Regions from separate parts of the Homo sapiens genome. Here region 1 is linked to region 2. A link is an interaction called in ENCODE POLR2A ChIA-PET data of the cell type or tissue named here. Cell type or tissue: GM12878. All regions are shown on one strand. Links, peaks and the distances in the headings refer to the core of each region. The heading gives the core; the rest is flanking DNA.

Region 1 (14,731 bases), core at 1-8,000, 280 kb after region 2:
ATTTGTGTGCATTTATCATCTTTTTTTTATCTTTTTGAGACAGGATATCACTCTGTTGGTTGCCCAAACTGGAGTACAGTGGCACGATCATTGCTCACTGCAGCCTCCAACTCTTGGGCTTAAGTGATCCTCCCACCTCAGCCTCCCACGTAGCTGGAACCACAGGTATGTGCCACCATGCCTGGCTAATTTTTTTATTTTTCAGTAGAGACAAGGTCTCCCTATGTTGCCCAGGCTGATGTTGGAACTCCTAGGCTAAAGCAATCTTCCTGCCTCAGCCTCCTAAAGTGCTGAGATTACAGGCATGAGCCACAGTCTATGGCCATCTCTTTCTTTTTTTAAAACCAGGGACCCAGTTTTACCTTTGAACTCCATAAGAACTTATGGAGAACAGATCCATGCCTACATGCTTGCCAGGGGTTGAGAGGGTAGGGGTGGGAGGGAAGTGGATGTCTATAAAAGGCATCATGAAATGTACTCTGTCTTGATTGTATCAGTGGTAACATTTTAGTTGTGATACTGTTCTATAGTTTTGTAGGATACTACCACTGGGGGAAACCAGGTAAAGGGTACATGGGCTCTCTCTGTAATTTTTTTTTTTTTTTTTTTGAGACAGGGTTTCACTCTGTCACCCAGGCTGGAGTGCAGTGGCACAATCAGCTCACTGCAGCCTCGAACTCCTGGGCCCAAGCAATCCTCTCACCTCAGCCTCCCATGTAGCTGGGACTACAGGCATGTGTCACCATGCTTGGCTTTTTCTTTTCTTTCTCTTTTTTCTTTTTGAGACGGAGTCTCGCTCTGTTGCCCAGGCTGGAGTGCAGTGGTGCGATCTTGGCTCACTGCAACCTCCGCCTCCCGGGCTCAAGCGATTGTCCTGCCTCAGCCTCCTGAGGAGCTGGGATTATAGGCATGCGCCACCACGCCTGGTTAACTTTTGTATTTTTAGTAGAGACGGGGTTTCACCATGTTGGTCAAGCTAGTCTCAAACTCCTGACCTCGTAATCTGCCCACCTCGGCCTCCCAAAGTGCTGGGATTAAAGGCATGAGCCACCGCGCCTGGCCTCGGCAATTTTTTTCTTATTTATTTATTTATTTATTTATTTATTTATTTATTTATTTGTAGAGATGCAGTCTCACTATGTTGCCCAGGCTGATCTTGAACTCCTGGCCTCAAGTGGTCCTCCTGCCTCAGCCTCCCAAAATGTTGGGATTACAGGCATTAGCCACTGCACCCAGCCTATAATATTTCTTATAGCTGCGTGTGGATTGACAATGACCTCAAAATACAAAAGTTTAATTATTTTTTAAAAAAATCTGGCCCAAATGTGAAGCCCTGGGAAGGACCTAAAGGGGATACCCTCTCAGAGATGCCCTACCCAGGAGAAGGACAAAGAGCACCCATGTCAGAGCCACCCCTTCCCCACTGTTGATGCAATAATGTTTCCCAGGGCAACAGCATCCAGGCAAACTTGCAACTCTGAAACAGAGGTCTTTTCCTGGGCAATTAATTCCTACAAAAAAATTGGAATAAAACAGGGATACTGAGCAGTCAAACAACTATCTTATGTTAACAGAAAAGCATAAAATCTCATACTTGACTGAGATCCTACTATCCCTGGGCTGCAGGAACACATTTTTAAAAACTAATTTTAAAATGAATTTTATTAGCTTGAAGTACTCTCCTATAGAATATTAATGACCTGATATTAGTCAATTATTCATGGTAAGAACCACTATCAAAATACAAAGTTTTAAAGGGAAGCCAGCTGTGTTCAACTTTGAAAAATTAATCACATTAAATGAATTTTAAAATAACCTTTCCGATCACACTCAGATTTGTGCAACTGCAATGTCCAGAAAAAAAGGGAAGGAGGAATGAAGAGCTCATCCAATAGGAAATACAATGAAGGGTCCTCACCTCCTCTGGGGAGCCATCCTGATCCCTTCAAGGGGTTGCCAGGCATCCTCTGCTCTGTGGACTCACAGGCACTGTTTCCCACCTTAATGGTCACTCTTGGTTGCACTGTGATGATCTGTTTAAGCATGTGGAGACCACCGCTTCTCAACTTTGGCTATACAATGGAATCACCTGGAGAGCTTTCAAAAATATAGATGCCTGGGTCTCCCTTCAGATTCTGATCTAGTCAGTCTTAGGTGTGGTTTAGGCACTGTTGCTTTAAAAGCCCCGCGTGTGATTCTAATGTGCATCCAGACCTGACAACTGTCCTAGCCCACTGCTCACCACACTTGAGCATGCATCAGAACCACCTGGAGGGCTTGTGAAAATGACTGCTGGACATCACCTCCAGAACTTCTGATGGAGTAAGTCTGGGGTGAGCCAGAGAATCTGCCTTTCTAACAAGCTTCCAGGTGAGGCTGACACTACTGGTCCAGGGCCCACACCTTGAGAACCAGTGTTCTAGATTATGGTGATTCTACAGGGCAGGGCCCTCCCTGTGGCTACTCTCTGTATGACAGAGCTCAGCAGAGTGAGCCCCAAAACAGTCTGCAGAAGGAATGACTGATCACCTGCCACATTCCTCCACAGTGTTTACCTTTGCCAAGGTTGTTACTGTCCTACATGCTACTGTCTAGGTCTGTTTGTTTTGTTTTGTTTTGTTTTGTTTTCCGTGGAGGTGGAAGGCAGGGGCAGGGGGACTGGGTCTTACTATGCTGCCCCTGGTTGATCTTTAACTCCTGGCCTCAAGCAATCCTCCTGCCTCAGCCTCTCCAGTCGCTGTGATTACAGGTGTGCACCACCCTGCCAGGCTTTGGGTCTTTTCATTTGACCCTTGTCCTCTAAACTCTTGTCTTATCTCTGAATCTCTGGCACCCTAAAGACTGGGAGGGACTCAAAAAGTTGCTGAATCAAAGGGCCACGAATATTATGTCCCATTGATGGAAACCTCCCAATTTGCAGAATATTTTAACCTCATACCAGAAGTGTCTATAAAAACAACCAACATTTTAAGGCATCTTTGTACCCATTTTTCTGCTAGAGTTGTGGGAGGAATACAAGGGTAAAGAAAGGAAGGCACTCCATGAGCTGCTCCCCATAGCCCCACCCCCAACACACACACAGATTAATCTTTCCATTGAATTCCATCAGTGCTCTGATTCTCACAGACCTTTTTCCTCTTTACTTCACATTCGGGTCCTTCCCTCTCTCATTCACCACCCTCAGGCACAGGAAACTCTACCCTCCCGATGCCCTCTCTCGCCAACCCTCCCTTTCCAGTCCATCCATCAGGATACAAGCTTCTTAAGGGCAGGGCTATGTTCCATTTCTTCTTGTAGCCCCCAAAGGGCCTAGCACAGTGTTTTGTGCACAGTAAGCACTCAAGAAATGTCAAGTTCATGAAGGGGAAGCAGTAACATATACTGAGCACCTCAGTTTTTGTTCTGTCTTGGCCTCCAGGGGATTGGAGGATCCCACCCACGTTGAGGGTGGATCTTCCCCCACCTAGTCCACTCAGACTCACACACCAATTTCCTCTGAAAACACTCTCACAGACACACACAAAAATAATGCTTTACCAGCTCTCTAGGTATTCCCCAATCCAGTCAAGTTGACACTAAAAATTAACCATCACACTGGATAAATATAATATGGCGTTATACATCCATACAATGAAATAATGTTCAGCCATAAAAAAGGAATGAAGGGGATGGGAGACATTGTGAAACACTACTAATGGGTTCAAGATTTCTTTTGGGAGTGATGAAAATGTGATGGTATTTTAGGCAGTGGTGACAGTTTCACAACATTGCGAATGTACAAAATGCCACCAGATTACACTTCAAAATGATTAATGTTATTATTAGTAAATTATATTGCAATAAAAGAATTTGTAGTGCTCCCCCCCACCCCAAAAAAAGCAAAATACCAAAAACCACATCAGGGAGTGTTCCACAACAAGGCTTAAAATCCAGAGCCTAGTTGATCTTATCTGCGGCCTTCTCCCAAATCTTCTAGGTTGCCTGTTTTTCCTTTTCATCCCAAATATCTAGATGATATATCTGGTTCCAAAGGCAAACCTATGTGGTACATGTGAGTATGTAAAAATCATATATATTTCTATAAAGTATCTTTGTCACACAATCCCAACAGCTTTGTTATTAATTATACTTTGTAAAACTGGGGAGCAAAAATAAATGTTAGCAAGTTGGAAGAAAAATGAGTGTTTATTTTTAAAAGGGGATGAAAAAAACTGCCAATAAATGATAAATGTGTTGTGATAAACAGCTGCTGTGATGGTTACATGAAATGTGTGGGAAGAACTTCCCGTATAATAAATGCTCATTAAATGTTGCTGGCCATTATTTTTAGAGGGGTTCTTTTCTTTTCTTTTTTTTTTTTTTTGAGATGGAGTCTCGCTCTGTCACCCAGGCTGGAGTGCAGTGGCACAATCTTGGCTTACTGCAAGCTCCACCTCCCAGGTTCACACCATTCTCCTGCCTCAGCCTCCTGAGTAGCTGGGACTACAGATGCCCGCCACCACGCCTGGCTAATTTTTTGTTTTAGTAGAGATGGGGTTTCACCGTGTTAGCCAGGATAGTCTCGATCTCCTGACCTCGTGATCCGCCTGCCTCAGCCTCCTAAAGTGCTGGGATTACAGGCGTGAGCCACTGCACCCGGCCCATTTCTTTAATCTAGAAAATAACCCACCGGCCGGGCGCGGTGGCTCACGCCTGTAATCCCAGCACTTTGAGAGGCCGAGGCGGGCGGATCACCTGAGGTCTGGAGTTCGAGACCAACCTGACCAACATGGAGAAACCCCATCTACTAAAAATAGAAAAATTAGCCGGGCATGGTGGCACATGCCTGTAATCCCAGCTACTTGGGAGGCTGAGGCAGGAGAATCACTTGAATCTGGGAGGCGGAGGCTGCGGTGAGCCATGACTGCGCCATTGCACTCCAGCCTGGGCAACGAGAGTGAAACTCCGTCTCAAAAAAAAAAAAAAAAGAAAGAAATGGAGACTTTAAAACATCAAGTGACCCACCCATCCAATGTCCTATTAAGTGGGAGGAGTCTAATTATCTCTCTGACTTTTAATCCAGTGTGATTTCTTCTGGACTCTGCTGCTCTCCTGGGAGAGAGGAGGTGGGGTCAGATTCAGATCAGTGAAAGGCAGGAGTTGGAAATTCCAGGCAAGGGTAATGATTTATGCAAAAATATGCTAGAAAATAATAAAGCCTGAAATCCAATTGAACTTTTCAATCTTGCAAGTGGAAACTGAAAATCAACTGACAGAATCTAGAACCTTTTTCATTATTGCATGAGGGTATATTGTTTTTGTTCGGAAAGCATCACATACTCCCGCCTCATATTTTTCATTTAAAACCTCAAAACCAATTACAATCCCATAAGGTCACTAAACTTCCCATTTAAATTTCTTTCAGTGTAGGGCTAAATCTCAATTCTCTCCATAACTCAGGATGAGTGCTTTAATACAATGGACTTTTGATGAAAACCAACAGCGAAATTGTGTAGCAACCTAATTTTTCTTCAAAATGAAATTCATAACCATTAAAGGCACTCTGAGAACATCAACAAAACAACCCTTAACAGTGTTAAAATGAGGCCAGGCGCGGTGGTTTACTCCTGTAATCCCGGCACTTTGGGAGGCTGAGACAGGTGAATCACCTGAGGTCAGGAGTTCAAGACAAGCCTGGCCAACATGGTGAAACCCCGTCACTACAAAAAAATACAAAAAATTAGCTGGGTGTGGTGGTGTGTGCCTGTAGTCCCTGCTACTCAGGAGGCTGAGGCAGGAGAATCACTTGAACCTGGGAGGTGGAGGTTACAGTGAGCCAAGATCGTGCCACTGCACTCTAGCCTGGGTGACAGAATGAGACTCCATCTCAAAACAAACAAACAAACAAACAAAAACAGTGTTAAAATGAAGGTTTAATCATACCAGCATACAATGTGCAAAAAAAGAAAACCCTAAAAAGTCAATTTAATGTATGATTGGCACTTTCAAAATCCCAAATCATGAAATTTCAGGTGGAACAGCTCTGAGGCCCCATTCAACCAGAGATGAGACTGCTCCATCTCTCTCTCCACCAGAAAGAGAACTCTGTCTTTATGTTCTTGGCTTTTTCCATTCTACCCATCCAATATGAATCAGTTATTGGGCTTTCATTACACAGATGGAGAATGTATGTGGGTAGATTTCCAGGACTGTGAGAAATGAATCAGTTTTCATTAATCGACACTGGAAAGGGGAAAAATATGCTGCATGGGGGTGGGGGATGGGGGGAATAAAAGAGAGAAGGAAGTGAAAGAGAGATGAGGGACTAGGAAGCCATGAGCCATGTTGGACTGTTTCTGGGGAGAGTTCTGACTAGGAATTGAGTGAGGGAAGGGTTTTGTGTGACTCTTGGAAGGTACAGTGTGTGGGTGTGTCAGTGTGTGTGTGCACAAATAATACTGGGAGCCAGAGGACGAGGCAAAAAGCTGCATATTAGGAATTCATCTTTTGACACTTTTCTAGTCTCCAGTAAATGTACAAATTGCTTTTAATCCCTTTTGACTACTGAATTCTATTTCTTCGACTATTACATGAAGTTCTGGTATTTATTTGGGATACTTATTTTGGAAACAAATACCTAGGCAGGAACTAACCTCAGGGGAATCATATGGTTACAAAGACCTATCAGTGGCCATTTATTCCATTTTCTATCTCTGACAAGAGCAGAACCAGGTGGTTTCAACTTAAATTTGTCTCTCAGGAAGATGCCATTTCTTGCAATAGCTTAATAACTCTTCCGAGCATTTTTTTGGGTGGGGGAGGGTTCTAATCCAATGATTCTCAAGCTTTCGTGTGCATCAGAATCCATTAGAGGGCTTATTAAAAACTGATTGCTGGGCTCTACCCCTAGAATTTCTGAGTTAGTAGGTCTGGGGTGGGGCCTGAGAATTTGTATTTCTAATAAATTCCCAGATGATGCTGATGCTGCTAGTCTAGGGACCACGCTCTGACAATGAATGATCTAATCCATTTCCTACCTGCTATAATTTTCTGAACTGGCTTAAATTTTCTCTTAAATGGTGATAATAAGTCACTATTATCACCCAATTCATTCCTTGCAACGTGCCCCTTTCAAAGATGTCATGATTCATACTTTTGAATGAGGCAAGTCTAGAACTAGGAATTAAGTTCAATAACTACTGACTACTAGGATGAAGGTATAGACATCCAAAAGGTATAGACAATTAAAAAATGTATACAGGCCGGGCGCAGTGGCTCATGCCTGTAATCCCAGCACTTTGGGAGGCTGAGGCGGGTGGATCACTTGAGGTCAGGAGTTCGAGACCAGCCCGGCCAACATGACAAAACCCCGTCTCTACTAAAAATACAAAAATTAGGCGTGGTGGCGTGCACCGTAATCCCAGCTACTTGGGAGGCTGAGGCAGGAGAATCTCTTGAACCCAGGAGGTGGAGGTTGCAGTGAGCCAAGATCACGCCACTGCACTCTAGCCTGGGCAACAAGAGCAAAACTTAGTCTCAAAAAAAAAAAAAAATTGTATACAGATGCCAAAAAGTCCTTGAAAAGAAAGAAGTGGAGAAATAGGGAACTACTTTAAGACTATATACAAATCTACGCCGTTAATAGATTTTTATAAAATATGCCCACTAAATTCCCATAGGTTTCCTTTTAAAACAGCTAACTGAATTACATTTTCCAGAAAAATGCAGACATGTAAGATTATTACTAAACAATTCAAATGATTCCTAAATGATTTTCTTAAATCACAATTGCACAGCTAAGAGAAGGGCCATTTTCCCCACCAAATGTAGAATTGGGCGAAGCCCAAACAATACAAAGTGCATAGTACTTTGACATCAAGGTCAAATAATAATAATGAGAATGGATCCCTCCCCTGACCCCCGACTCCAAAACTTGGCATGTAATCATCACCATTCTGCCACAAAATCCTCTACACACGGTTATCAGAAGAAGGTACAACAGGAGTTCTAGCCGCGCACAGTGACTCACGCCTGTAATCCCAGCACTTTGGGAGGCCGAGGTGGGCAGATCACCTGAGGTCAGGAGTTTGAGACCAGCCTGGCTAACATGGCAAAACCCCGTCTCTACTAAAAATATAAAAATTAGCCAGGTGTGGTGGCATAAACATAGTACCAGCTACTCGAGAGGCTGAGGCACGAGAATTGCTTGAACCTGGGAGGTGGAGGTTGCCGTGAGCCAAAGTTGCACCATTGCACTCCACCCTGGGCATCAGAATAAGACTCTGTCTAAAAAAACAACAACGACAACAACAAAAAAAACAGGAAAGTTCCGCAGGACCTGCTCTAAGCTTCCTCTTCTATAAAATGGAGATAAGAGTAGAACCTATCATAGAGTGAGAATTAAATGAGATATAGGCACTGCTTAACTGTATCCAGCACACAATAGGAGCTCAACAAATCCAGCTATTCTGCGTTGGCTATTCTAATGCACATGCTCCTATTTATTGTTCTCCACCTTCCACTATGGAGGGCCTCTGCACACACACCTGGAAACCTCAATCAGGCTACCTTTCCTAATGGGGGTGATAAGATAGAGTACATTACAACACTGCCAGTGTAAAACTAGGGCAAGGATTCTTTTCCAACAAAAATTATACTAGAAACATGTATATGTCCTCTTCATTTCTCATCTTCTGCAAAGAGTATATCAGTTACCAATCACTGTTTGTTTGCTTGTTTTTGTCTACACATGTAGACACACGCCCTTTATGGTAGAAATGAGAGATCCTGTCTTCAGCAAAATAAGTAATTTCTTATTTAAAAAGTACGTAGAGATGACATCTCACAAACACTAATTATGAAGGTGGTATATGATGATGTTATTCTATATTCATACACATGTACTCAGCCACCCCAGGAACTCCTGCGCCAGTAACTCAATCTGGTAAATAAGCTCCCCAGAACCAAAAGACAACATGCCAAGTTATAAAATTCAACAGTGCCTAGTTTTGAGGACTGTACACGTATTTGTGGGCTAGATTGTCTTTTTCTAAAAATATGAGTTCCTAAGCACCTACTTCTGGCCAGGCATTATTCTCTACAAATATTATTTAATGCTCACAATACTCCTAGGAGGTGGGAGGCACCCCCATTTTATAGATGAGGAAATTGAGACTCAGAGAGGTTAAGAAATCTGTCCAAAGTCACACAGCTATTAAGTAGCAAAGCATGAATTTGAGGCCAGTCTGGTTGACTCTCAATAATGAGAGGGCCTAAAGGGAAGGAGCACTGACAGAGAGACCTAGATATCTAGAAAATGGTAGCTATTCCTACTGGGAAGCACGAAGGATGATGCTAAGAAAGAGGAGTGGGCTCTGCCCAGCTCAGTTAAATCCCTGCTCAGCACACACTAAGTGTGACTTCTGGGGAAGCTTCTCAGCCTCACTTTTCTCAGCTGTTAAACAGCACCTGTGTTACAGAGTAATGTGGAGCTTAAGGAACAATATATGCAAAGCTCTTAGAACATATTAAATGCCTAATAAATATTAGCTAACAGTATTATCATCATTATTACTGGTTTAGATATGGCCCTGAAATGAGATATGTCCTGAGTATCCAGAAAGCATGAGTATTCCTTAATCTCATTACCTGACCACCACCATGTCTACTACCACAGTCTAGAACCAGCCCCTGACCCTCCCTGATCTTTAATCCTTGTTTTCACATCAGCAATGTCTTCAGCTTGCCCCAAGCCTCCAGTGGGGGACCCATTGGGTAGGCTAGGCCCCGAGAGTGTACATATTTGCCAAAACTCATCAAACAGTAGACTTAAAATTTGTGCATTGTAGTGTATGTAATTTATACCTATTTTCAAAGCTGTAACAACTACAGCAACAAACAGAAAAGGCAAAATTCAGTGCTGACCACCTGCCATATGTTGTTAGTGCCCAAAGCTATGAAGAATAACCCGGCAACTCCCAGGTAACCACATCTTCACTGTGGCCCTGTGAAGAAGTGGGGTGTATTTGGACTCCAAGGGCAGCATGGGAAATAGGAGGTATGCCTTCTGCCAGGGCCAGCATGGGAACTGAAGTCACCTGCAAAGGCCCAGGCAGTGGCTGAAGAGAAAGAGCATGGCAAAAAGGCCTAACCTTGCTGGTTACCAGAAGATAAGGAAATCTAAGAAGCTGGTTCGTTGGTCCTGAACTCTTCCTTGACAGCTGTTATCTTCCAGGGTAACTGTTAACCTGACTTTCTCATGCTTTTAACTGTCTCCAGTCTACATCAGATCCCAGCTACAAATGCCCCAAAGGCCTGGTTCTTTCTACAGCTACAGTAAAACTGCCTCAATTGGATTTTCTCCCCATTCATAGATAAAGCTCAGCCCCCTCGGCCCTGAGAGCTTCTTCTTGGCTCCATCCATGTGGCCTGCCCAACTGTATCCTAGTCAAGAGACTGGGTAAATTCCTTAACATCTCAGAGGTTTAAATTCCTCTTCTATAAAATAGGAACATTACTACCTACATCCCAAGGTTATGGGGTAGAGGCAAGACCTTTTGAAAATGCTTGGCATGCAGGAGTATTCACAGTTGGCTCCTTTCCCCTGATGATAGAAGAGAACACAGACAAAACAAGTTGGGGCAGATGACCACTGGGCCCCAAATCCTGGAATCATTTCAGTCTTCCCAAGAACCCCATAAAACTACTCCAGGAAACCCCCCACAACTTCCTAAGAGGTCACAGTTTTCATTCTAAGGCTTTCTCTGCCAAGCTGATAGTTTGCTTAGAAGCTAAGATGAGCAAACTCAAAGGTAGCGAAGGAAGACATAGTCTAGAAAAATTAAACTCAACTGATTATCTACCGGGCACCATGATATGAAAGCTTAGCTCCCACCCTGGATCCTCATCTGGGAGGCAGGAATTACCTAGCTTCCTGTGTTTCTACAATTATATGTAATTTCAAAATAAGCCAATATGCACAGCATATTCTATTCACAGCATGATTTGCTAGTTAAAAGAAACCTATACAGCTAAGCTCAGGGCTCCCTAAGGTAATACGGGTGACTCTATGCTGAGGTCTGTCCTCCCAGCCTTCTTCCCTGTGCGGTGGTTGCAAGATCATCTCTCCTCCACCTTCATGCTCTCCTTTCTGTGTAATTCTGTTCATCACAGTTTTTTGTGCATGCCTGTTCTTCAACAACAAGAATGTGGATTCTACCCACCCTATACAAGGTGATCCCAAAAAACCAACAAGCAAATGGGGCTAGAATGAGATAAGGCAGTAAACATGGACAGGGCAGCAAGGGTAGAGTTTTCTACCATGGACAGGGCATGTAGGTCTGGGCATCTGAACTTGGCCTCAGGTCCTTTAGAGATGGAGAGGCTCTGACATGCAGGGCTTTTGCGTGAGCTTCTGGAGTCTCACCTGATAAAGGGCTCCAATCATGCAGACAAAATGACCCTTGAAGAGCACCCCCACATCCCCCAGCAAGTACAGAGAGGGCAGCTGAGTACAGTGCCCTGGGAGCAGGGGCTCCAGAGCCAGGTAGCCTGGGTTCTAACCCCATGGAGATCGCGCCCACTCACTGGATCACTAGGAGCATTAATTGAGAGGGAAAGGATGCAAACAGGAGGAGGGAAAAGAGGGAACTGCTCAGTACACTATGCGCTACACAAGCACTGCTCAATAAATGTCAGGCATCATTATTCCTCAGCCTAACCCAGCCAGTATTTTCCTGTAATGGTGGGGCAGAGGCTGGCTTTCAGGTTACATATCAGGAGAAGCGGTTGCTCAATGAGGGTTGTGTCATGTGAAAATACAAGCTCCCAACTCACCAATCCAAGACAAGACTCAGAAAGGCTTTGAGCTTCTGGAAAGAGGGCCAAGACACGGGGATAAATGACTCTTGCTTAGAAGCTTGTTGCTTTTTCTCAGCAACAAAGCACAAGAAATGTACAAATATCTCTTTTAAACTGTGGACAGAACCCAGCAGGTAATGACTGGTAAAGAGAAATTACCTGTGGAGTTTCCAGTATTAGCAATGTCATTTGATTTCTATTCATGGTGATGTGTATGTGTGTTTAATAACATGAAAGTAAAAGATGTAAAAGAGTCTCATCCTTCCTATAGGGAGATAGCTAAAAAGAAAAAGAAAGAAAAAAGGATCCCAAAGGCTCACCAGAGACCTTTCCAGCCAATCTCCATGGCACTCCTGGCCCAGATGCCCATAAGGCCCCAGGTCCCTACCATAGGACAAGCTGCACTCTTGAGTATGAGCAAGCCAACTGCAAGCTCTTTGTCTCAAGCTGATTATATTGTCCTCATTCCTTGTTTCTGTTTCTGCACAATTACATGTATGTGGTTGTTTGGGGTCCCTCCAACCTCACTGTTACAGGGTTAACAGGACCCTTCAGACCCCTTCCCTGAGGACAGCCCCTTCTTCCTAGGCTGACAACTCTTCCTTGGCCATCTCACTGGGCATCAGATCTGATTTTTTTTTTTTTTTTGAGACAGAGTCTCACTCGGTCGCCTAGGCTGGAATGCAGTGGCACGATCCTAGCTCACTGTAACCTCTGCCTCCTGGGATCAAGGGATTCTTGTGCTTCAGCCTCCTGAGTAGCTGGGATTACAGGTGTGCACCACCACGCTCAGCTTTTTGTATTTTTAGTAGAGGCGAAGTTTCACCATGTTGGCCAGGCTGGTCTCAAACTTCTGACCTTAGGTGATCAGCCCGCCTCAGACTCCCAAAGTACTGGGATTACAGGCATAACCCACCGCGCCCGGCCCAGATCTGAGCTTTAATCACTGCTGAGCACAAACTACCCAATGTGAACTGCTTGCTCTCCTAGCCCTGCTATTCCAACTTAGCTCATGGCAATTCCAGCCCACAGAAGAGATGGTCCCAGTTACACCACTGAGTCCAGAGGCCACTGACAAGGCTACTGAAGAGCAATGCAAGTCATCAGGGTAGTGCTTAGGCCTGCTCCTACCACCAGCTGGCTTCCGTTTCAAGAAGATTCCTTAGTTTTAAAACAAAATGCAAAGGATAAATAAAGGGGCTAGGAAAAAAAATCACTCTTTTGGGCTGGGAGCAGTGGCTCATGCCTGTATTCCCAGTGCTTAGGAAGAAAGTGGGAGCATCGTTTGAGGCCAGGAGTTCAAGACCAGCCTGGGCAACATACCAAGACCCTGTCTCTACAAAAAATATTTTTTTAATTAGAGAGTAAAACTCTTGGTATTACAACAATTGGGAGACAGGTTAAAAATGATTTTGAAAGTTAGAACCCCTGTTCCATTTCCATTTGTCTCTGAAAAACATGCCCAGCAGAGTTACCCCCATCCTAGGCCTACAGATCTGTGCGTCTGGCATCCTCAGTCCAGCCACAACATAATTCTTAAACAAGGACAATCTTCAAGGGCACTTTGAGGCCTTGAGGAAACAGCTTCATGGCACAAATAGATTATTATTTTTGTATTTTTTTTGAGACGGAGTCTCGCACTGTTGTCGGGGCTGCAGTGCAATGGCGCGATCTCGGCTCACTGCAACCTCCGCCTCCTGGGTTCATGCCATTCTCCTGCCTCAGCCTCCCAAGTAGCTGGGATTACAGGTGCACACCACCACACCCGGCTAATGTTTTGTATTTTTAGTAGAGACGGGGTTTCATTATATTGACCAGACTGGTCTCGAACTCCTGACCTTGTGATCTGCCCACCTTGGCCTCCCAAAGTGCTGGGATTACAGGCGTGAGCCACTGCGCCCGGCCACAGATAGATTATTTTTAAACCACAAAAGCAGAGTACAATGTGTAACCGCATTCAACATTGTTCAGGGCAGTCTGGTTGGCCTTTTAAACAGCCTCGCAGTTATCTCTAGCTTGTCAATTAAATTTACCTCTATCTAACCCACCTCCAGCCTCTAACCGCATCCCTGCTAAAACCCTCTTTGGAAAACAAAAGAACCATGAATCTTAAAGTTCAATTTATTGCTGCCAGTAGTTAAAAGTTGATTTTGAAAATAGTAAAACTACAGATTATGATACAAAAGAAAAGGTAAACCGTGGAACTGAATATTTGGTTCTGGGAAAGATTTGTGAAAAGTAAAACAACGAGGCCTTCAGGGGAGAATTCCCAAGGTTTATGGACATGTACAAGCTTCTCTTTTGGCCATTCCACAGAAAAGGCCACTGCCATTCCAAAATAACACATAGGAAAAGTGCTTTTCCCATGTGCACTACAGGTATGCCTGAGTATGGATGGTACCTGGGCTGTTGTGGCTGTCACTATTTCTTTCCTTTTCATTTCAGGAACATAAAAATAAATGATATATGCATTTTCAAATCCTGTGTGTTGCCATTCATCTGTAAAAACGATCATCAAAGAACAGCAATATGCTGTTGCTATTTAAGCATGCTAGCACATCACAGCAATCGGGTTTTGGATTTACCACATTATTTTAAGTTAGCCAAACTGTCATACTTAAAGGTCAATACATACATTTCTATTATAGCTGACCGAAAACTAGTGCTTCAGATGACCACTGCCTTTAAAAATAGCAAGCTACACAATCCTTACATTCTAATACTGTGGTTCTCAACCAGGGGAGACTGTGTACCCCAGTGCTTGGCAAAGTCTGGAGATATTTTGAGACTCCAAAATATCTCCTGGGGAGGTGCTACTGGCATCTAGTGGGTACAGGTCAGGGATGCTGCTAAACATTCTACAGTGCACAGGACAACCCTCAGCCTCAAACAA
Region 2 (8,000 bases), core at 1-8,000:
TTTATGTTACCTGTATTGCACAATAATTTTTTACATTTTTTTAAGTAAAATCAAATGAGTTTAATGTGATGAGCCAAATTCCATTAAAGACAGCTTTTCCCACCTAAGCATCTAATGTACTCTGCATGTCTGGGGCCATGGTGGGACTCAGGAGGTCAGAGTAATAATTCTAAATTATTCCATCAGAATGGCATTGCCTTCAAAATAATCAAGGCCAGGGAAGAAGGGAAGAATGAGGAGGAGAGAGAACAAACAAAGCAGCATTGGCCAGCAGATGATAACGCTGAAGCTAGACGATGGGTAAAAAGGGGTTCATTAGACCAGCCCCTCTATTGAGTGCTATGCTTCAAACCTTTCTTGTGGCGGCCAACAAAAGTGAAAGCTGGTCAAGGGAATTTCATTCTCTGGGCAAATGCAAAAGTTTATCTCTAAGATATCTGGTGTCACTAATTATCTTCGTTTATTATGTCCCAGCAAGGCAAAGCACTAAGTCAATTTAAGGGTAGCAACAGTGTGACCAAATACTATTGTCTTCACACCTAACTTTTTGAATAGGATACATTTACATCATTCAAATCACACACATACACACAAACATCCCCACACAGAATCTAGCTCCCATTCTCCCAGTCTACCACTACCACACATAGGTTATTAGTTTCTTAGGCAACTTCTAGTTTCTTTAAGAAAATATCATACATTAGCATATCATACCCACTGTCCTGCACCTTGCTTTTCTCACTGAACAATAATATATTTGGAAGGTCCACAGCGGTAAAAAGCATCCTCATTCTTTTTTCTGACTGTAGAGTATTCTACTATATGGATGTACTATAACTTATATATCCCAAGTTGATGGACATTTAGGATGTATACAATATTTTTCTGTTACAAATCATTTCATATCTATCTTGTGAAGAAAATTTTTATTAAAACCTGGTAGTTCAATATATACTGTGACTATTATACAGCTTAATGATATTATGTTAATATTGTCTTGAGCTGGTATTCTCCCTCCTCTCCTGGGATCTCTAACTCTTTAAGGCACAGCCCAAGCCTAACTAAGTTCCTCAGCAAAGCCTGCCTTGATCTTTCTGGTCCACAACAAGCACTTCTTCTTAATTTCTGTACTACACCTTCTCACACCACTTTGCATGTATTATCTATTTTTTGGCTGTTTGATGTGAATTGTGTGTTCCTGGAGGCCACAGCTATTGCCTATTCTATTTCGGTATTCTGCACAGCCCCTAGCAGTTTCAGCAAGGAGAACATATTTAACAAACACTGATAATTAACTAGCATTAGTAAATGTTTCCCTTATTCATGATTCACAGGTTTTCTGGACCCAAGATGTCCTTCAGAGAAGGGGTCTAGCCAGTTTGATTCTGTGAATTGTTGTAAAATCATAATCAAATAGTGACTCATTGCAAAAAAAGATCCAAATTCAACAAATTGAATCCTCTTGGCATGCTCTGCACACAGAATAGGAAACATCATGACATTCAGAAGGTGCCCGACATCTCAATTCACAGGCACAAAATGATATTTAAATAGCATCTGTGATGGGGACACAGCCAACATATACAAAAAAGTTACAAGTAACATTGATGTGGGGTGGAGAGGAGTTCTCTCACACTTTTAAGGGTAAATTATGCTCAGCATAATTCTCAATCACATTTTAATTTTACTCTGCAATCTATTTCACTCATTCAATCACTCTATATTGAGGGTGGCCAGGGAAGGCCTCTCCAGCAGGTGACTTCTTCGCTGAAATCTGCATGGCAAACAAGAATGGCAGACCAGGCAGAGGGACTTCTCCTGAGAAGCTGCCGGACGCAGGCAGAGGTGCACAGATGGCAAATAGGGTTCCAATATAATTGGTGTTATGAGTTGAATTGTATCTCCCCAAAAGATATGGAAGTCCTTATCCCCAGTATCCATGAATATGACGTTATTTAGACATAGGGTCTTTGCAGATGATCAAGTTAAAATTAGGTCATTTGAGTGGCGCTAATCCAATATGAGTGGTATCCTTATAAAAAGGAGAACTTTGGGATGGGAGCTGTGGCTCACGCCTGTAATCTCAGCGCTTTGGGAGGCCAAGGTGGGAGGATCACTTGAGCCCAGAAGATGGAGGCTGCAGTGAGCCATAATCGTGCCAGTGCACTCCAGCCTGAGCAACAGAGCAAGATTCTATCTCCAAAAAAAAAAAAAAAACAAAAAAAAAAAACACAAAAATGAAGAACTTTGGACACAGAGATATGCACACAGGGAGAATGCCATGTGAAGATGAAGACAGAGACTGGGGTGATGTGTCTACAACCCAAAGATCGCCAGCAAACCACCAGAAGCAAGGGGAGGAGCAGACTCTCCCTCACGACCCTCAGAAGGAACCAACCCTGCCCACACCTTGATCTCTGAATTCCAGCCTCCAGAACTGCCAGACAATAAATTTCCACTGGTTAAGCCACTCACAGCATGTGGTACTTTGTCACAGCAGCACAAGCAAACTAATACAATGGGTGTCAGGTACAGTAAATATTCACACCACGCTGAAAGTCACTTTGAATCTATTTTGGCAGCAGAATCCTTGTCCTAAATACAATTTTACCTGGACCTCCAATATGTTAACAGATGAAAAGGATGAAAAGGGTTACTCAAAAGAAAATACTTCACTCAACCTATAAAGTACCAATCTCTGATCACATGAGTTCTTTGCAACCCTCTTTGAAAAGGACTTAAAAGGAAAGTTAAAAAAATAAAAAAATAAAAAGAGGCCAGGCACGGTGGCTCACGCCTGTAATCCCAGCACTTTGGGAGGCCTAGGCGGGCGGATCACGAGGTCAGGAGTTTGAGGCCATCCTGGCCAACATGGCAAAATCAGGTCTCTACTGAAAGTACAAAAATTAGCCGGGCATGGTGGCGCATGCCTGTAGTCCCAGCTACTCAGGAGGCTGAGGCAGGAGAATTGCTTGAACCTGAGAGGCAGAGGTTGTGGTGAGCTGAGATTGCGCCACTGCACTCTAGCCTGGGTGATACAGCAAGGCTCCATCTCAAAAAAATATATAAAAATAAAAATAAAGAAAGAAAAAGAAAAACCTCAAACCAGACGGGGTCAGAAAACTTGGGTGAGGGAAGGGGGTGGTGATTTCTATTATCATATTATTAAATGATTATGGTGACCACCACCACTGCCATTTGAAAGTACCTCCTAGAAGCCAGGCACTGTGTCCACTCTTCTTGTCAACTCAGGGTGTTGTGGTCCCTCTTTAGGAAAGCAAAATCAGGGGACCTGACTTGCTAAAAGCCCCCATCTTAGTCAGCCTAGGTTGCCATAACAAAATACCACAGACTAGGGGGGCTTAAATAATAGAAATTCATTACCTCACAGCTCTGAAGGCTGGAATCAAGGTACATTGGGTTTCTCCTGGGGCCCCTCTCCTTGGCTTGCAGATAGCCACCTGCTTGCTGTGTCCTCACATGGTCTTTCCTCTGTGCGTCTGCGTCCCTGGTATCTCTCGGTGAGCCCTAATCTCCTCTTCTTATGAGGACACCAGTCAGATTGGATTAAGGCCTACCCTAATGGCCTCATTTTAACTTAATCACCTCTTTAAAGGACCTATCTCCAAAGACAGTCACATTATGAGGTACAGGGGGGTTAGGGACAAAATTTGGCCCATAATAGCCCCTTAGGGAAAAAGCCACAGAGCCCACATTCCAACCCAGAACTATTTGACCCCAGAGGCCATTTTCCTCAGATCACACTGCCTGCCCCCTAAAAGCCCTCTTCATTTGCTATAAAGGAAAATATATTATCTGAACAATAAGAAAAATAAATAACAGCTTTTTGGTTTGTTCCCTTTTTAAGACTCTCTCGAGGTCATCCCCTGGGAAAGGCCAGGGAGAGTCCCCAGGGCACAGTGTCAGCCCTCGGGGCTCAAGGAGAAAGGAAATGAAAGCTGCCCCACCTCCTCTAAGAGGCCCAGCCTGAGGCCAAACCTACATGGATTTTAGCTTCCACCTTCCAGGACACTTCAGGCCGACTCAAAAAAAAAAAAAAAAATCCTGGCCAAGAATACCCTAAAAAGTGCCCATCAGAAAGCCCTGACTTTTCAGAAAATATGAGCCCTTCACATGGTTACCTGGGCTCTGGCAGCTGCCGTACCCACCAGGGTTCACAGAATCATCTTCAAACATCTACCATCCTCTGCTCCTTCAGATACCAAATCATATAAAAGATGGCACCCTGCTGTGCCCTTCCCTAGGCAGGAAAGCAGTGCTCTGAAGACTGAGATGACAGAGTCCTTTATGAGCACCGTTCTGGGGGCCTACAAGGGGGAGATGTCCAGGAGAGAGCCCTCCTTTACCAAGCACAGGGACCCCATGAAATCAGAAGAATTCTAGAGTGGACAACCAATCAAAATACTTACGTTCCAAACACCCAGCCAGAGTGAAGAGGACCAGAAACCAAGTGTTGGTTAAAATTTGATTAGGGATACATATCTGATCCAAGATAATAAAACAATTTAAAGCCCTAAATGCAGTACCAGCTATATTTTTTTTAAGGACAGTGTGAAAAAAAGTCATCTTGGAGTGGGAGAAGATGGGGAATGAAGAAACATCAGAAAAGACGTCATGGAAGAGATAAGAGGGGTAGTAATGACTGTAACATGATTATAACATGTTACATTTACATTTATTATATTATGTTCCATTTGATACAGTGTACCAAATGCCAAATGACCTATGCTTCTATTTCAGAGACCCACTGATATTTACATGTCACAACCTCTTTAGTAATAAGGGTCCATTTCTAACCACCTCAATTCTAATTGAGGCATGTCATCGAATACTCCCAGAAAGTTGTCTATCTGGGTATTGTCTCCCAACTTTATATGCATATTCTAACTCTGTGGTTGAAAAAAGTAAAAGCCAGTTTCAGGCCAACCCCAGGAGGAAACCAGTAAATACACATCCCCCTGAGTATGCTCAAGGCTGAAAACCAATACTCATAATGGTCATTAGGGAAGACATGGTCTCCTAACCAACTATGCTCCTTCCTATAGATGAGATTCTACCTTTGTGTTCCCAGCTTATTAATCAATAATTTATGCCAGGCATGAAAAAAATGCCTGATAGAAACAAGTCAAGCTATATATTGCTGGTAGAAGGGCAATTTAGCAATATCTATCAAAACCATAAGGACATAAACTCTTAACCCAACAACTCCACTGCTAAGCATGTATCCTATGGATAGACTCATAATAGAAGGTGACTTGTTGCAGGAGAAGCTGAAAACAACCCCAAATAGGGCACCAATTAAACAGAATAAGGTGCTGATATAGAAAGATGCATTAAGTAGAAAAAAGCTACTTGGCTCACACATTGCATTCTGTTGCCCAATTTGTGGGTTTTAAATTTTTTTGTATTTCAATATTTGTACAAGCATACAAAAATCCTAGAGAATGAAAAAAAAAAAAAAACCAAGAGGGAGGGGAGTAAAGTAGGAAACTTTATGCTCTTCTCTACCATCTGAATGTCTTTTCCGTGAGTTTATAATTTAAAACACATAGAAGAAAAATCCATGAGCAATGAGAATTCACGAGCATATAGCCTTGAATTTCTTTCAGTAGTGAACAGAATCTTAAAGGACGGTTAAGCAACCTTCACTGGGCTGATTCCTACTCAGGAAGTAGCCTGACACAGTTAAGACTGGGCTTCATGAACAAGGCACGAAACCCAAATGGTTTCTTATTAGTCATCGTTCAATCAGAAAACCAAAGAACTTTCCACACCCCATTCTGCAAGTCTAGCACATAAACACATTTTTAATCAATACATTTCCGTAATTTTGAGGGGTAAAGGTATGTGACATAATTAAAATACAATCCAGAACACTATGAATTCAATATCTTACTCAATGGATACTAAAAATTACAGTGATGGTAACTTCTAGAAGGAAAAAAAATAAGCTGGAAAGGGTGTAAGTATGCACATGGATACTCACCACGGTTTTGCATGTTAACAGCAAAAACAAAATTAGAAGCAAACCAAACGTACACAACAGGAGACTAAGTGAATAAACTATATGCTAGCCATACAACAAAATACTACAAACCTTAGTAACTCTGTATCATAGATATGGAAAGGTATTTGTGGCACATTTAAATTAAAAAGCTGTTTATAACAGCTTTTGGTATGGCTCTATTTGGAAAATTATTTTTTTAATATATACTTGTATACGCATGCTGGAAAAGGTTAGAAGGAAATAGACCAAAATATGAACCATGGTTATCTCGGCAGTAGGATTACAGGAGATTCTGCATATGTATATTTTGGCTGATCTCTATTCTAACTTTTCTATCAAAACATTTTTAACTGTGTGATTTTTAACTTAAAAAAATGTTGGCTATCTTATCCTTTGGCAGACACAATGCTCTTCCACGGAAGAGAATTCAACATGAAACATGTTGCTTGTTCTCTATTTTGCCCCTTTGCAGGTCTTTCAACAGTTTTTCTGATGCTTTAGAAACTAGAGAAAGGGGAAGAAGACAGGTCTAACATTTTCAAGGTCGTCTTTCCCTCTTTTAAATGTGGCTATTATGTTAGGCCAGTGGTTCCTAACCAGAGGCAATTGTGCCCCAGCAAGGGACATTTGGTAATGTCTGGAGACGCTTTCCTTTGTTGTCACGACTTGGAGGGATCTGGCGGGGGCGGGGGGTGGGGGCAGGGGCGGGACGGGCGATTGTGCTATTGGCATCTAGCGAGTAGACCCCAGAGATGCTCCTAAACATCCTACAACACACAGGACAGCCCCCACAACAGGCTTAACTGGCTCAAAATATCAACAGTGCCAAGGCTAAGAAACTCTGGGTAAATGAGTCTTCAAGTGACTCCCTAACCCTTCATAAACAGCACCCTCAAATGGCTATATAAGAGCATCTGGGCCAGGCATGGGTGGCTCACACCTGTAATCTCAGCACTTTGGGAGGCCGAGGTGGGAGGATTACTTTAGCCCAGGAATTCCAGACCAGCCTGAGCAATATAGTGGGACCCCATCTCTTAAAAAAATTTTAAAATTAGTCAGGCATGGTGGTTGCACACCTGTAATCCCAGCTATTTGGGAGGCTGAGGTGGGAGGATTGTTTGAGCCTGGGAGGTTGAGGCTACAGTGAGTTGTGATCACACCACTGCACTCTGGCCTAGGTGACAGAGCAAGCAAGACATTGTCTCAAGGAAAAAAAAATATATATATATATATATATATATCTGGCTAAGAGGCACCCGTGCTAAAGTGGGAATGCACTGATCGCTGAGGCGGAATACCTGGGTTGAATCCTGGATCTGCCTCTTTTCTAGCCGTGAAGCCTCAGGCAGGCAACTGTACTATCCTGCTGATTACCCCATCCTCCTCTATAAACTGGAAATCCCACCACTGGCCATCCACCTCCCACCTCTGAGTGCACAAGAAGCTTCAACACAATAATATGGGAGAAGAGGTTTTGTAAACTATAAAGCACCATGCACATGTGAATGCTATTATCATTCTAGGGTAGTAGTTGGCCAAGTTTACTAATGAACACACACTTAGGGTTTCAATGAGTCTTTACCTAGCACATTCCCACTGCCCTGAGTCACATTAACCTACTTCAGATGCTAACTTGGCAGTGATTTTTACTAAATACTGAAGCTGAAAAACATAAAGAGTGGTTTTCCTATATTATCTCTCCCTTGGCTTAAACTGTGAAGCACCAGAACTTAGTGATCAGACAACATGACCTGGAATCAGACTCCCAGGAAAGAATCCCACCTTTACATCTTACTAGCTTGGTGACCATGGAAAGTGATGTGGCTTCTCTGTGTCTCAGTTTCCTCATCTGTCTATCCAAACCAGAACATTTCAGAGTGAAATGGTTTATCATCTGACCAGGACATCTGAGAATGAAAGCAGGTGATGTCAATGTTAATGCGAGGACAACAGGCATACACCAGAACGGTCC

What was found. Peaks named below come from ENCODE experiments on the same cell type or tissue, not always from the same donor. Only the 100,000 strongest peaks of a DNase experiment are listed, where the experiment ranks them.
Region 1: POLR2A ChIA-PET joins it to region 2 with 5 read pairs; 2 of 35 experiments call an interaction of 5 or more read pairs at or near these places.

What each region holds. Positions count from the first base shown.
Region 1 is chrX:20,069,185-20,083,915 of GRCh38, forward strand. The region is part of intron 1 of MAP7D2 (MAP7 domain containing 2); the gene reads right to left. Among named protein-coding and RNA genes, the nearest start is that of MAP7D2, 40 kb to the right of the region's middle. In GM12878, for the core only: no CTCF peak of the experiment used is centred there; no DNase peak of the experiment used is centred there.
Region 2 is chrX:19,786,069-19,794,068 of GRCh38, forward strand. The region is part of intron 2 of SH3KBP1 (SH3 domain containing kinase binding protein 1); the gene reads right to left. Among named protein-coding and RNA genes, the nearest start is that of SH3KBP1, 98 kb to the right of the region's middle. In GM12878, for the core only: no CTCF peak of the experiment used is centred there; no DNase peak of the experiment used is centred there; H3K4me3 peaks cover 302 bases; H3K27ac peaks cover 4,265 bases.